Regions from separate parts of the Homo sapiens genome. Here region 2 is linked to region 1. A link is an interaction called in ENCODE POLR2A ChIA-PET data of the cell type or tissue named here. Cell type or tissue: HCT116. All regions are shown on one strand.

Region 1 (4,000 bases):
CAAACTCATAAAAGGGGTCACTGTCTCTTTAATTAAAGTTCCCTGTTTGGAGGTTAAAGACAAACCCGTTTGATGGTGCAGGTGTGTAGAGTGGGGGTGGGGGAGAAGGGTGGAAGCGGCTAGAGGAAAACAGAATTCTATCCTTAGAGGGAAGTAGGGAGGGGCCTCACCAGGGGCAGGCTGGCCGAGCGATGGAAAGTCTGATGGGGGTCCCTGAGGGTCCCCAGTGTGGCAAGGGTCACAAGGGGGAGAAATCAGGCAAGAACCGGGAATCCCAGGGCCAGTGCAGCGAGCTCTGACTCCCCTGCGGGCATGCACATGCTCCTGGCCCATGCACACACTACCTGCCCTCCATGATGCCCGACTGACCACTCCCCTTGCCCACTCTTCCATCCCTCCCTTTTCCATCCCAAAAGTTCTCCAATAAAAGAGGACCCAGGGCCTAATACCATCTCCCCACAGAAGCAACTTCATCACAGTTTAACATAAAAAGATCAGCTGGTATCGACCCGTAATTTGGACCCATGCCACGCTATTGGCAGGAAGACAGAATAAGTTAGGGTGGCCATGTTTCAAAAATTCTCTGTGTGCACTCAATCACGGCCCAGGGAAGGCGGGTGGGTGCGTAATAACCCAGCCGCGCTCTCCATTTCCCCTGTAGATCAATGCTAATACCAGGAGGCCCCGGAAGATGGATGGAACCGACAGGAACCTTGAAATCCCGACACGGGGGCTGGTGCCTCAACCGATAAAGGATTTCTTCACTGCTACTGGGGCAGGGACACTGAAACCTTAGGGGCCATGGGAAGACAGTCTGATTGGGGACAAAGAGATGAGGAGAGGGAGCAGCCTCTTCTTTATGCTCACTGACACCCTTAGTCACTCACGTGGCCACTGACCGATGCTCGCTCCAGAGTCACTGACAGGCACGCCAACCGCGGCACACACCATCGCTCACACTGTACCCAGCCAAAAGCACCAACGCCTCCCCAAAGACACCTCGACTCCCTGCAGTCCCACAAATGGGTCCCTGTACACACGTGTACACATGCATGTACACAAACTCAAACCTCAACACCAGAATGAATCAAGGTATCTGACACAGGCACACTTACCTAGGGAGATACAGACACATCCAACCATTGACATTACACCCCGTCCCCGTGAAGCAAAAAGAGATGTGCATCTACATGCATATGTACTTCTCTGTCTCTCCCTCCTTCCTTTCCATGCCTTCCTTCTTCCCATTTCCTTGTGATTCTGTTTGGAAACTTGCAGGCTGATGGTCAGTCAGGGAACTTTCCAGGACCCATTGGATGTAAATCACTAACACAAAAGTACACCAGGCACACAGTCCTGGTCAACCAGACTCCCAGATGGGTGCACACACATGCTGCAAAGTGGGAGTCCTGGGTTCCAGGAACAGCTCAACATGGACTTGCTGTGTGGCCTTGGACAAGCCATTTCCTCTCTCTCTCTGGGCCTCTGTTTCCTCATCTATAAAACAACAGGTTGAACTGGGAGATTTCGAAGGGCCCTTTCAGGTCTGAATTTCTCTGTCTATTGTGGCAGACACAAATTCCTGCCAAGAGTTGCACACAAACGCAGGCAGCCCTGAGCACTCACACTGGCTGTGGTGGCCTGAAGCCACACCCACAAGGACACACAGGGGAACACAGGCACACAGGGCTCTTCCCAGCAAGGGTGCCTGCAATAGGGGCAGCAGCTCCCATCCTTCCCAGAGCTGGAAGTCAAGGAGCCTCAGAACCCACTCTTCTGGGAGCAAAGAACTGGGGACAAAGTAGAGAGATGGAGCATTGTTGTGAGTTTGAGTGGGGGACAGAGGGGGCCTTTCAGGCTGCTGTCTGATTTCCTTCCTTTTGAGCTCAGTCCCAGGACTGGAGCCATTTCCACAGCCTCGAGCTGACATCTTGTGGCCATCTCCAATGATTGCAGGCTTCACAAGGAGACACTCAGTCCCCTGCAGAGAAGCATAGCCCTGCCCAACCCAGAAAGTCGTTGGCAGAACACTGCTTCCCATCCCTGATGCCCTGTCCTATGCCCAGCTGCCAGGAAAGGCACAGGGGCTGACTTGTTCCTCCAGCGCGGACAGGTAGAATACAGGGGGCTACCTTGGGAAAAGCTTCAGGGTTACTGGGTGACAAAAGGGACTGGAAAAAAAATGGATGCTTAAGGGAGCTGCAGCCTGTGGTAGAAATGTAGTCCCACATTCCCACAGCCTCAGTCTAAGGTAAGGAAACATGGCCCAGGCCCAGGGGACTGCAGTCTAGGGAGGCGACACAGCCTTTCCCCAGGGATCTCCAGGTGAAGGAAGAGACTCAGCCCTGGCCTCCTGGAAGCCCAGTCTGATGGGAGGCATTTGGCCCTCCTCACAGACAGCCTTAGCTTTAGGGGAAGAGGGGAAGGGGAGAGACATGGCTCTGCCCTAATGGATCTTCTCATCTTAAGGAGAGAAAAACCTCAGCCCACAGCAGTGACCTCAGTCCTATCCGAGGAGTATGGAATTTGGGGGCTTGGAAGCCCCCAGCTATCTCAGCTTCCCATGCCAAGCCCTAATCTGGTAGTCTGAAAGGAACATGATTTCCATGCCTGCATCAGCAGCCTGGGGCTGGGCAGAGGGTTGGAGCAGAAGTTTTGGGGAAGTGGGCCATCCAGAGCCAGCCCCATTGATTCTGGAGAGACCTACTGGGCAGGGGTGGGGGGTGCATGGCAGGGGAGGACCACACTTTGCAGATCCTCCCAGAGGAAGCCATGATGGAAGTCCCTGGACAACCCTGGGCCAGTTCCTCCTACTAGCCAGAGCCTCCTGCCACCTCTGGAGCCAGGTCTTAGGACCCTGGAGATGACAAGTCACACACAAGGCAGAGGCCAGGGGTTCCCAACCTGGAACCAGGGAACCCTGGAGGTGCTGGGTTGATGAGTTTGTTATAAATTAGAGACTCGTTAAGAGAAGGTGAGAAGGGCTCAGTAACAGCTTTCGGGGTCCATCTTTTCGATTTCTTGTTCGGTTTGTTTATTGCTATTGTTCCTGTCTCATAAGCTTATTGCAAAACCAGTAAAAATGATCTATTCCGAAAGGGAAGTTGCTCTTTTGACTGGAAGCTGCCTCTTGGTCCTGGACCCCACCCCTCCCCCTCCTGGTGGCTGCAGCCTAGCCTGGTTGACCAGCTGTCTCCTGCCGCGGGGTCAGCAGAGGGTGCCAGATTCCTGCTCACTAGAAACTGTGTCCACCTGCCATGTAGCCACCCTGGGCTGGCCTCAGGCCTCCAACCTGGTCCCATCACCCCGATGACCGCTGCACCCCAGCCGTCCAGCTCACCTCTGATAGACACACCAGGGCTGTTATGGGGGAACAGGAGGCCAGGATAGGATCCAAGGACAGTCACTGGAGTCTTAAGTTTTGGGCGTGATTTTGGCTCAGTTTCCCCTCTGCGCCTCAGTGAGTGTTTGCCTTTAGCATGGGCTTCCCTGCCATGAGGTAGCCCTAAGGGCTAATGATTGAACAAAGAGGCCTCCAAGGTTCCCAAGAATCAGAAGTCCTGGTTTTGACCTTGAAGGCAGAACAGAGACCCCTGGCCCTTTGCACATCCAGGAACCTAGTTACAGTTGGGGGCCAGGGGTTCAGGAATCCCAATCCCGAATGAGTTGGCTCTCACCCCATCCCTGTTCTGCAAATAACATTAGTTCCGTTTAGTGACTGTAATATTCCTGAGACACTGCAGATTTCTCTGGGCTACTAACTTGGTTTCAGAGTCTTTCAGATGATTATTGTGGGGAGTACAGGGTTGAGGGGGATCAAGAAAAAGCCAACAGACTCCTTCACTGATTCATACAGAATTTCAGAGCGTCAGAGCCTGAAGAGACTTCTTTTTTTTCCCCCCTGAGATGGAGTTTAGCTCTTGTCGCCCAGGCTGGAGTGCAATGTGCAATCTCGACCCACTGCAACCTCTGCCCCCCAGAATAGCTGGGATTACAGATG
Region 2 (4,000 bases), 310 kb before region 1:
AACCACCCCCAACCTCAGCCAACCTCAGGTCCAAAGTAGTGGATTTCTCCAGGCTCTATTCTCTGACTTCCACCTCCCCGCAACACACACACTTGACCCCCAATTTGAGGCTATTTCCTCTGCCCTGGCCTCAAGGAACATGGAGAAAAATAGCCTGTGTCCTCACTCATCTGGCTCCAGGGGATTCCCTGCCTCCTCTGCCCTCAGCATTCCCTTCCCTAGGAGAAAGCTCTGCTCCCGTAAGGTGACCTGACTTTAGAGTTTTTCCTATTTGCCATCCTCAGTGCATATGGGCTTTCAAACAGTGTGTGGGCCACCCTGCATCTCCCACTTCCCCCAGTCATCATCTGCCACTGCTATTCAGGCCCAACTAGGCTTTTCTTGGCTGTTGCTTTGATCACAGTCCCTTCTGAGAAGTGGCGCCCCGACTCCCTCCCCCACCAGCTCCCTGGTCTCTTTGAGTCTGTCACCGGAGTTAGGAATCTGCATGGGATGTTGAAAACTCCTCTCCTCTAGGAATCCTCCTCCAATTGGGCTCATTCAATTCTTATTGCTCCTTTCCTCGGTTGAGTCTGCAGATATGGAGTCCACTTAGATAACTTTGCAGATAAAAAGCAGCTCGTGCTCTGCTATCTGACTGGGAACCATTTTTGCCTCTATTGCATTGTAATATTCTGTAAGGGAACTAGAGCTCACCTAGTCCAGGAGTTTCCAAGGATATTTTTAACCTTAGAACCTTCAATTCTGAATGTACACACACACACACACACACACACACACACACACACACACACATACACACAGAGAGAGAGAGAGAGAGAGAGAGAGAGAAAAGCAGAAATACGTTGGCTGAAATTTACCCTTGCTCTAACCTTTACCCATAGCAGCCCTAGACACCCCTGAGAACCCTTAGAGCTCCATGGAGCACATTCTGAAAGCCCAATTTCTTCACTTACAGATGAGAAAGGCCCAGAGAAGTGAAGGGACTCTCCCAAGGTCACACAGCAGGAGCAAAAACTCAGGATTCCCCCAATTCCCAATTCTAGCATTCTAGGACTTATTAACATCCAGCCAAGCTCTCCCTCTAGTGTTTTTTAAAAATGTAATTTGTGTTTTTCATTCATTCACACAGCAGATATTTACTGAGCACCTACTATGTGCCCAGTACACAGTCTGCCCTTAAGACTATTAGGTACAAGTCCTAGGAGTCAATGGGAAGCAAAAACAGACACTGTCTGCCCTCATAGGGCTTTCAGTCTAGTGGTAGGGACTGAAAAACTTCATGTGTGAGAAGTGCCACAAAGGAGAGATCAATGGTATGATAAAGAGGGCTCATTAATGGGGGATTTAACTTAGTTAGAAAGTAACCCACAGCTGAAAGCTAAAGGTAAACTAGGAGAAGAGAGAAGAGTGTTCCAACAGATCCAGCAGCAGCACATGCAAAGCCCCTGTGGCAGCAGGGAGTGAGATGGGGTGAAGGGGTGAGAGAAGGCTGGTGTGGCTGGAGCTCCAGGAGCCATGGCCAGATGGGCAGGCAGGGGCCACATACCAGATGGGCTGCGCAGGCTGTTAAGTAGTGCTGGGGCTTTATTCTAGGATTAGATTTGTGTTTCAAAAAGATGTCTCCAGTTGCAAAGGGTAACTGAATGCCCTGTCCCCAACCCTGACGGAGGTGGGTTCCTTTCATTCCGTCTCCTTCTTTTGGTCTGCTTCTCTGACTAGTCGTGTTCTGCTTGGGACATTCTTAGCAGGGCTTGTTTCCACTTTTTGTGCTGTATCTATTTCAGCTGTAAGGTACATATGTGTGAATCTTAGTCTGTGAATGTATTGCCACTGTATCATTCAATAAATATTAAGTTATTAAGTGCCGCTATGAAGCAGATACTGTCAAATTATCATTATGGGCAACGAACATCATGAGTGATTGTGTGTCTGTGTGTGCAACGTTGGTGAATTGTGTCGTGTGTGAATGTGTTAATCATGTGCTCTAAGTGACTGACCACATGGGTAGCTGTGTTCTTGTATGGTTGTTGGTGTAAGTCTGTTGTAGGTGTCATTACGTGTGACTGTCATAGTGGGTTTTGTGTGTGACTTGATATGACAGCATCACGTGGCTGAGGTGATGTGTGGTTGTGTGTGTTACTGTGCAGTGTGAATGTACGACTGTCAGCATGTGTGCCCTGACCGGGTGACACTTGGTGGGTGTGAAGCGTCTGTGGGTGGCACCGGAGACCCCATCTCCTGCTGTAAATCCGGAGCTGAATGAGCTCCCCCCAGACTGTTGGGGGCGCTCTTCATGGCCCCTGGGATGATTAATGCAGGCAGTGGAGCCTCTCTGCATGGGATGTTGGAGATCAGGAACCTCCCCCGCAGAGCTAGAGGGGAGATGGGGGCAACCTGGGGGGCCAGGGCTGGCCAGACGGGGCCAGATTAATAAAGAGGGACTTGGGGGAGGGAAGGCCAGGGCGGGCGGCTGCGGCGGGAGGCGGCCGAGATGAAAGTGTCCCGGCTGGCGGGCAGGCAGGTGGCCTCTCCTGGCCCTGTCAGCACTTTTTAATGTCCCCTTGGTTAGAATGTGTGGGAGGAGTGGGGCGAGGGAAGCAAGAGCTCACCTTTCCCAGGCCCTGGAGGAGCGGGCCGGGTCAGCTGCTAGAAGTGGGTTTTTTTGGTGGGGCGAGAGGCACGCGTAGGTGTAACTGAGAGGAAGAGCCTGGGCCATGCCACCTCCCTCTCCCACTAAAACGTCACCTTAGCTCAGTCTGTCTTGGACAGGCAGGATAGGGCAGCAGCTGGGGAAACAGAAAAGCAGAACGAACGTAGAAAGGGATGGCTGTGTGTGTGTGTGTATTACTGTCCAGGGTGTGGACTGGACGTGCGTAAATTAATGCATGTGAGGCCGAGTGCCTAAGAATGTGTGAGCAAGGCAGTATGTGTGTGTGTGTGTGTGTGTGTGTGTACGTGTGTATTCAGCTCTCTGTGTGTGGGAATTTAAATGGTAAAGCAAGAGACTGGGCCCTGGCTTGGCCTGCTGTTCATGTTCGACTTCGGGTAGGGCCTTTATCCGCCCTGTGCTGTGTTGCTTGTCTCTAAGTCGAGATAAGGGTGTCTGTTTCACAGGATGAGTGTGAGTCTTCAGTCGGTGGAAATGTCTGACTGTAAGTCTCTAAGTATGCAATGTCGTTGTTAATAATTGAATGCGGGTGTGTTGGGTGACTGTGTGTGATGATGTGGATGTGTCTGGGGGCCTGGGGCTCTTTGTGGGTCAGTCACAGTGGGTGTCTGGGTGAGAGGACAAGGCTGTTAGTGTGAGCTCTGTCTGCTGTGAGTCCATCGTGAGTGGACAGGTGTGTAGATGTGTGTTTGGCAGTTGTATTGAATTATGTGGATGTATTGGTGTGGATCCGGAAGTGGTGAGTGTCTTTGTGTGCTTGTGAATGTCTGTGTCCTTATCATTGTGTGTAACTATTTGCACTGGATTCCTTTGTGTCTCTTGGGGTACATCTGAGTTGCCCTGGAGACTGAGATGGAGTGTGTGCTGGCTCTGTGGGGGGTGTGTGGGGATGGGGTTGGTGTGTCTTTGTGCCCTGTGTGTGTCCCAACATGAGTGTGACTGAATGTGCCTTTGTCTCAGTGTTGTGAGTGTGATGGCATGTGTGGTGCCTTGGTGTGGCTGTGTGTGGCTGTGTGTGACTGTGTGTGACAGCGTGTGTGTGCGTGTGTGTGTTTGGTGAGCGGCTCTGCTGCCTTAAGCACCTTTCGAATACATTGGCCACAGCTCATTGAATCCTTTAACAATCCGACTCTGCTCTTCCTTCCCCGTTTTTTCTAATTCAGTTCCTCTTATTACAAAAATAAAAAATAAAGCGCTGCCCCTTTCCAGTGGCTGGCCCTACGGAGCCCCCGCCTCGGGACCAGCCTCGTTTCACTCCATTTCGGAGAAAACGGGAAGTCGGTAATTTTAAAAAATATTTTCTACTTTATTTGGGATTTAATGTTCTTA

What was found. Peaks named below come from ENCODE experiments on the same cell type or tissue, not always from the same donor. Only the 100,000 strongest peaks of a DNase experiment are listed, where the experiment ranks them.
Region 2: POLR2A ChIA-PET joins it to region 1 with 10 read pairs; 10 of 35 experiments call an interaction of 5 or more read pairs at or near these places.

What each region holds. Positions count from the first base shown.
Region 1 is chr10:100,876,718-100,880,717 of GRCh38, forward strand. No RefSeq gene overlaps it. Among named protein-coding and RNA genes, the nearest start is that of SLF2, 34 kb to the right of the region's middle. In HCT116, CTCF peaks have their summits at 1,942 (motif pointing left), 3,181 and 3,386; a DNase peak (open chromatin) is centred at 1,924.
Region 2 is chr10:100,567,593-100,571,592 of GRCh38, forward strand. No RefSeq gene overlaps it. Among named protein-coding and RNA genes, the nearest start is that of HIF1AN, 34 kb to the left of the region's middle. In HCT116, a CTCF peak has its summit at 2,286; a DNase peak (open chromatin) is centred at 2,319; H3K4me3 peaks cover 1,543 bases; H3K27ac peaks cover 685 bases.